Linked DNA regions of Homo sapiens: all the other regions are linked to region 1. Evidence: chromatin loops called from intact Hi-C (ENCODE). Cell type or tissue: PC-3. All regions are shown on one strand. Region 1 holds the start of DHRS9 (dehydrogenase/reductase 9). Region 2 overlaps ABCB11 (ATP binding cassette subfamily B member 11). Region 3 overlaps ABCB11 (ATP binding cassette subfamily B member 11).

Evidence for each region. A loop is a pair of places that touch in the nucleus more often than their neighbours do. Peaks named below come from ENCODE experiments on the same cell type or tissue, not always from the same donor. Only the 100,000 strongest peaks of a DNase experiment are listed, where the experiment ranks them.
Region 2: it touches region 1 in a loop (2.4-fold over the local background); 7 of 110 quality-filtered maps call a loop at or near these places.
Region 3: a loop joins it to region 1, with 3 times the contacts of the local background. A loop is called at or near these places in 4 of 110 quality-filtered maps.

The regions. Positions count from the first base shown.
Region 1 is chr2:169,068,266-169,070,765 of GRCh38, forward strand. DHRS9 (dehydrogenase/reductase 9) reads left to right here and starts at 1,298. Exons shown (of 5, transcript NM_001376924.1): 1 at 1,298-1,452. In PC-3, no CTCF peak of the experiment used is centred here; a DNase peak (open chromatin) is centred at 1,266; H3K27ac peaks cover 1,348 bases.
Region 2 is chr2:169,010,787-169,013,286 of GRCh38, forward strand. ABCB11 (ATP binding cassette subfamily B member 11) reads right to left here. Exons shown (of 28, transcript NM_003742.4): 5 at 2,486-2,500. Among named protein-coding and RNA genes, the nearest start is that of ABCB11, 19 kb to the right of the region's middle. In PC-3, no CTCF peak of the experiment used is centred here; DNase peaks (open chromatin) are centred at 75 and 1,555; H3K4me3 peaks cover 1,289 bases; H3K27ac peaks cover 2,500 bases.
Region 3 is chr2:168,960,866-168,963,365 of GRCh38, forward strand. All of the region lies in intron 18 of ABCB11 (ATP binding cassette subfamily B member 11), which reads right to left. Among named protein-coding and RNA genes, the nearest start is that of G6PC2, 61 kb to the left of the region's middle. In PC-3, a CTCF peak has its summit at 950 (motif pointing right); a DNase peak (open chromatin) is centred at 966; H3K27ac peaks cover 1,223 bases.

The DNA.
Region 1 (2,500 bases):
ATATTTAGCACATTTGGGGCACCCTAAATGTGAACCTGAGTAAATTTCAGTTTGTTTGTTTGTTTGTTTTTGTTTGTTTTGAGACGGAGTCTCACGCTGTTACCCAGGCTGGAGGGCAATGGCGCGATCTTGGCTCACACGCAACTTGGCCTCCCAGATTCAAGAGATTCTGTCTTAGCTTACCAAGTTGCTGGGATTACAGGTGCCCACCACCATGCCTGGCTAATTTTTTGTATTTTTAGTAGAGATGGGGTTTCACGATGTTGGCCAGGCTAGTCTCAAACTTCTGACCTCAAGTGATCCGCCCGCTTTGGCCTCCCAAAGTGGGTTTGTTGTTCTTTTAAAGAAAAAAGACCACTACTTATTTTAAAGGGTGATAGCAGTGTCCTGACTCTACCTAGACAGATATGTTCATTCATGTGCTCATTCCAGTTGAACCATAATAACTGCAATTTTCAAAGGAGGAATACAGAGTCTGGGAAATCAGAAGAGTATAGCAACAAACTGGTATACGAGGAAACTGAAAATGAAAAATCAGCAAAGTGGTATTTGTACCTGCCTGAGTGGCTACAGTGGTGAAGGTGAAGGGTGGCAGGCTAGATTAGCACCATCTCCTCCCCTCCTCGCCTGCGGCCTCAGTACTTTCCACTGTGGTCCCAGGATACGCCAGGTCAACTGTGATCAACTCTGACACAGACAAACTCTGGGAGGGGAGGAGGCATCCTTTCCTATTCTCAGCGGTCTCAGTTCCAGAGACCACTTTAGTAAGCTCTCCTTGTCATACCTTAAAACATAAATTAAGACCCATAAGTAATTCCAAAACCTCATTTTATTATGTTGTTTTTATCTCCTTGCTCGCCCATCTTAAAAAAAATGGTAACACCAATCTCAGAGACTGATTTCTCCTACTTATTCTCTTAGGAGGGAAGGAGTGTTAAATAAGCCAAGGCATGCTAACAGGAAGGAAAAAATGGAGATTATGAAGAATAATCACAATTTGAAAACTATTAAAACCACGCACCAGGCAGTTTACAAAATATTTATTTCTTTGTTATATTATTTCTGCTGCTGAATTTGGTCAAGAGATTGTACTAATCATAAAATGAATGTTATTGATCATTTTAAAGTCTCTTCTAAAAGTAGCTAAATTTATACTGCTGATTCCTTTTGAAACATGCGACCTACAGCTTCTTGGCTTTTATGAGCTATTCAAGAGATATTTAGTCATCACGTTGTGTCACAATGGGAGTGACTCACAGAGCAAGGAGAGAACCTGAGGATTCCTCACACATGTAGTACTCAGAGCTCTACGGAAACCCAGGCACCTCGACCTCAAGAGGATCAGCCTGGCCAGGGTGGCACAACTCTTCCTTCCCCGTGCACAGCAGGAAAGCTGCCATCAGCTGAGCAAGTCCACCAACAGTTTCTGTGTCCCACTTCATCTTTAATAAGGTAACTGATGACAGTTTTGTCATTTATTCTTTTATTTATCAAGTCAATCTAAACTTTCTTTGATTTTCCTCACTCTTGCAGAATGAATCGGTGGTCTTTCAAGCTGTGGTCAATGTTGCTACTTCTTTTAATGTAACACATTAGAACCCAGTGATGGGAGCTGGGTCCATCTCACCATAGAAATGACCTCGGTGTGACCTGGGATCTTGCCTTGAACTCCTCCAGGACTCTCTTTGAATGTCCTTTAGCACCCTAGTGTCCCAATTCAATTCATATTTTATTTTCTCTGTGCCTTCTTGACACTATCTGTGAATCTTATGATTAATTGGAAACTGGAGGGGGAAGTCTCCAAAAAGCACAGGATTCTTAGATGAGTTTCTTACTGAAGCAGCAGATTCTCTGTCAACTGCAGGTCTGATCTGTTTGTCTGTCCGCTTTATCAATATTATCAGATGTAAGTTTACATGAATACACACACATATTCACTAAACTGAGGGGAAAAAATGCCTTGTAGGTCATAAAAAAGCAGGGAAATTCCCAACAATTCATATTTGATCCCTGGATCCAGGGGTGGCAGCAATAAGCCTGCTTTAGATATTTACTCCCCATTTTATGATCCGGTGGTTTGGTTTTTCAAATGATGATATGGCTCCTTTCGCAATGACTTGATGTTTAGGAGGTGTGCTTCAATAAATACATTTTAAAATCAACAATCAAGTTAGAGTTGTACAAATGGCTCTGAAATGTCCCACTACACTGTTAGACCAAGGGCACAGATTGTGCTTCTGTACTATTTATCCTAGTATCCCTCGGCATATATTAACTGCTCTAAAAATCTCCTTGGCTACACGCTGCATCAAATCAAAGTTAAATGTTATACCACCTTTCTATTCTATTTTTAATATTCAAAGAGGGTGCTCAGATTTTAGAACAAATTTCAATGTTTAAGTACACACAAAAAAATCATTAACTCATATATTTCAAGAGTAGGAAATGGGAACTGGTGTTAAAACTCTTATAACAAATGTCACTGTCTTAAGGGACAGTG
Region 2 (2,500 bases), 57 kb before region 1:
CAATGATCACAATAACTCACGATGACAGTATTTAACTCATCAAGGAGTTCCTGGTAAAGAAATGCCTAGAAAGGTATAGTCTATACAATTTCAGCTATCTGTATGAATTTTTTTAAAAAGAAAAGGACAAATGTCCATTCACATTTGGTATTACGTGAATTCAGCCAAAGCCAGTGGACTTCTGAAAGCCTCAGTTTGTATTCTTTGCTCGCCTTCAGGTATGTGATCCAGTAACAATGAAGACAGTGAGTAATGAGTGGCCACAGAGAATTCCTTTTTAATAGATGGCTATGATGCAAATGTTGAAAGTAGATTCATTCTTTAATTCATTGGATAAATATTCATAAGCACCTAGTATCATGTATATGCCTCAAATTTTGGCTCCTCTCACATTTATTTCCAAATTTTAAGGCATGATAAGATATACTTGAGGACCTTTTCCTCAAAAACTTATCCTCATAAGTGTTATCCGTGGCTTGGGTCAATTTACATCACACATAGGTCTGAATGCATTTTTTTCTCCAAGGGGAGAATGATTAATCTTATGTTTTGTGGTCAAACCCCTCTGTAAAAAGCAGTTCACTTCTGTCCTCCCGCATAAATGAAGGATTTCAAAGACTTTTGTTGAACTCAATCTCTCTTTTATACAAATTGCTCTGAGTTTGTCAAATGAAAAGAAACTTCCAATTTTAGAAAAGAAACATACATATTTAGACATTAGGGAACTTATATAGAATAAGTAGGCTTGTTGTTTATAAAGAATAATTCACATTGTATATTATCCTGTGTTTTCTGTCAGGTACCTCCAAGTCTGTCACTGCATATGTTTTTAAATGATCATTGACTGAATGATGGCTTACTAGGCTTAAGCTTCACACAGATAGGGATCATGACTCTTTTGGTTTTTCTGAGATGGGGTCTCATTCTGTCACCCATGTAATCACAGCCAACTGCAGCCACAAACACCCAGACCCAAGTGATCTTCCCATCTCAGCCTCTCAAGTAGCTGGGATGACAGGGGCACACCACAAAGCCAAGCTATTTTTTAAAAAAATTTTTGTAGAGACAGGGTCTCACTATGTTGCCCAGGCTTGTCTCGAACTTCTGGGCTCAAACAATCCTCCTGTCTCACCCTCCCAGAGTGTTACGATTACAGGCATGAGCCACCATACCTGGCTAGGACCATGCTCTTAAGACAACTGTGTCCTTGATGCTTTCATGAGTTCCTGGTATATTTGATGTTTAAAAAAATTTTGGTTGAATGAGTAAATGAATGAAAGACCCTAAGAGAGATAATATTATGGAAGAGTGTCAATGATTTAGAAGGACTCATTCATAGTCTGGAATCAAGCCTATAGAAAATTTCAAAAATGAAGGTGAAAACTATAAATTCCTCTGAGGGAGCCATTCCTAGTGTCTTTCTAGCCAAGATGTGCCCCACCCTTGATTCTTGAACCTGAATATGTGGGTTCCTATGTGCAAATAAGCTGTTCTGAACTTGAGCCAGCATGAGGCACACTGCAAAGGCCATGCTATGACAGTGAGTCAGCCCTGAGTACACGACAGACTCACTGATTACAAGGTGGCCTGTCAGGCTTATCACAAAGAAAACAGTAGCATAGTGACTGTGTCTGTGTGAGTTCTGGCTACTTCTGCGTGGTTGCCTCTGATCACAGCACTGCCCTAGTTTTCTCACGCCTGTAATCTCAGCACTTTGGGAGGCTGAGGCAGGCAGATGACCTGAGGAGATTGAGACCAGCCTGTCCAAAATGGTGAAACCCCATCTCTACTAAAAATACAAAATTTAGCTGGGCATAGTGGCGGGCGCCTGTAATCCCAGCTACTCAGGAGGCTGAGTCATGAGAATCACTTGAACCCAAGAGGCAGAGGCTGCAGTGAGCCAAGATCACACCACTGTACTCCAGCCTGGGCAAAAAAGGAGACTCCATCTTAAAAAAAAAAAAAAAAGAAAAAAGAAAAAAACAAACTCAACTACTGGTTGAGACTAGTGTACCTTACTCAAAGTAATGCAGCCTGTTCATGAAATTCCCATTACAGATGGAAGGGTTAAGATCAAGTGGATCACCAGCCACAGCCACAAAGCTAAGGGGCAGAGGGGAGTTGGTGGGGGGGAAAAATAGAACTCTTGGAGATGATACTCAAGTAAAATTCATGGGTCACCTCCCTAGTGACGTTAAGTATTGGTAGTGTCATGCTCAAGCCTATACTCAATAAAGTGGTAACATTTTGGCAATGTATTTGGTGAGTGACTTTCAATCCTGTTTCTATTAAGATTTTAAAACATAGTAAGATAGAAGGAAACTTGAGGCAGAGTAATTTCTAGAAATATGGGTAAACTCATGTTTCTATTCTCTTTGTGTTAGATACCACTCCAGCTCAGCCAGTAAAATCCCCTCTATACATTTTGAATTACAATTTAAGATATGAGCAAAAAAGTAAAAAATTAAAAACAAAAACAACCTACCCACAACGTGTTCCA
Region 3 (2,500 bases), 110 kb before region 1:
AAGATTATAAATTAACAACAAATCTCACAGACAGGTAAAATTATAAAATTTATATGTGTTTCCTTGTACTTCTATTGTAGCACTGGCAGGTTGCACAGCACTTTTAAAAAAAATCATATGTAAAGAAATGCCTGTCAGCAGCTCCATAGTAGGGAGAGTAACAATAGCTCTTGTTCATTTTTGCATCCCCAGTGTGATACCTGGCACTTCACAGTGTACAATCGATGTTTATGGGATAAAAGAATGAATGAAACTTTTATGTCCATGCTGCATACATGCAACAAGAGATTTATTTAAAATTGCTCATCTACTATGATGCATTCATAGTTCAATGCTAGACACTGGGCTTTTCTGTTTCCTTTCTTACATCTTCTGTGTAGGCCAGAGGAAAAATAACCTCCGACTTAAATCTTAGGTCTTGCTTTCTATACTTTGTTACACTAATTTCTGCCTTCCATTCAGTAGAGGTTCCCTGCCCTAATAATAACTTTAAGATTTGATGATAAAAAGTGGTAACTATGACAAAGGAGCAGAGATTTTTCAAATGAACTAATACTGATAGCCATTTTTATGGGTCCCATCTCTGTCTTATCTTAACCAATGCCTAAATCCTATCACATAAGTTATCTGTGATGCAGTTATGGGTGTCTAATATTTGATCCTGACTTGATCTCATACATGTTCTGCCTTGTGTTTTAGTTTCACCAAAAGAGATTGCCTAAATATTAGAGACTAAAACCTTTAGCCTGTGGGTTTCCCTAATCCTAAACTTAATGTTGTCAACATTGTAACTAACATCTGACCCCGTTTACAGGAGCTAAGAGTACTGCTTGGAGAGCAAGGATAAATGGGTATAGTCTCATCTCTGTCACCAACTAACCATGAGACCTTGGGTGAAAGCACAGACTTCTCAGGAAATGGTTCTAAGTTTTAGAGTCAATACTCCACAAGACCACAAGGTGGCGATAACTCCTTTGTGTGAATCGACCTTTAGCACCGTAAGAGAGTATTTCCCAATCTACAGAAAGTAAGGTTAGGCCTTTTCCATCAACATGAGAAAAAGAAAGGATTTCACCAATGCTTGGGCTTGTGGAATTTAGTTAAGTATTAAAATACTTTAAAATACCAAAACAGAGCAACATTTTACCATATAATGTTACTTGAGATTAGAAATTTCATAAGTCAAATTTTATTAACCCTTTTCCATTATTTTCTTTTCAAAAATCATTAATTTTTTAAACCTAAAGGACTAACAAAATTATCGTACAAACCAGTGGTATTATTATGAGACCTTTTCCCCTTGGAGCTTTAGTATAATCACATTGGCTCTCCTATCATTTTTTCTCTCTTCTTCCTTTCTATCTCCCTTAACTAGAGAGAACGTAAAGTCACATCTTTTAAAACGTATGCTGGCCTACATATAACTGAGTTTAATTGTTCTATTCTAAATGTATAATGCTGACTAGTAGAACATAATATGAAACATTTTAATCTCTGTAAAACTAGACCGTATATTAGATTTAGATTTCCTTTTAGTTAAATGGTTCCCTCCTGAATTGTTCCTGCATCAAGAGAACTCTATGGGAATCTGATCTCCAGATGTCCAGGGAATCTGATGGTCCCCTACACCTACGCTAGGTCCTCTACCAGCTTGAACAACAACAATGAAAAAGTCAGATTTTCCTTCCCTCCCTCCCTTCTTTCCATCCTTTCTTACTTTTACTTTTATTGTCAAATATCTACCCAGAAACTAGAAAAAATTAAAATGCAAAAATTAAATATGATTGGTATTGTTATGGTTCAATAGAAATGTCAATGTAGTGTTTGGTTCTTTCTCCCCTGAAGCTCTATTAAACTCCTGCTCTTATATAATACATCTTATAGTTATCTGGGACAGCACCATGGACTCAATGAAATAGCTATTTCTAGAACTAGAAGAGAGGTTGAGTCTTTAGTGGCAGGATGCAGTAAGAAACTATGCTTGCTAAATGTGTTTTCTCTCACTGTGATTCATCCTGCTGCTCCTGAGAAAAAGTCTTCCATGGAATTTATTTAAAGCCTGTGTTAGAAATTGAGACCTCTGTTTATTCAGTATTAATACATTAAAAACAAAAGAGAACCCAATCACTCCCTTGTCATTTTCATACGGTCATAAAGAGTACTCTACTTTATTCCAAATTTGTCCATTATGAATCAATGTTTGTAATTACTGCCTAGTGGATTCACGTGTTGGAATTTTATTTAAGACAATTTGAAATTATATCATGCATAATGGATGTGCTTGTAATTTAAAAATTCTCTGACTTATTTGCTTTGATAAATCTTGCAGTTGGGGTTTTATTTTATTGTAGAAATTCATGTTTTCATTCTAATTTTTAAAATCTCCTGATGCCTTACTAAGTGCAAGGCACTGGGTTAGGTAACCAAGTTGATTCAAACACAAATAAGGTGTATCACTAACTTTCAGAGGCTTATAATTTAGAAAGGGGATAAGTCAACA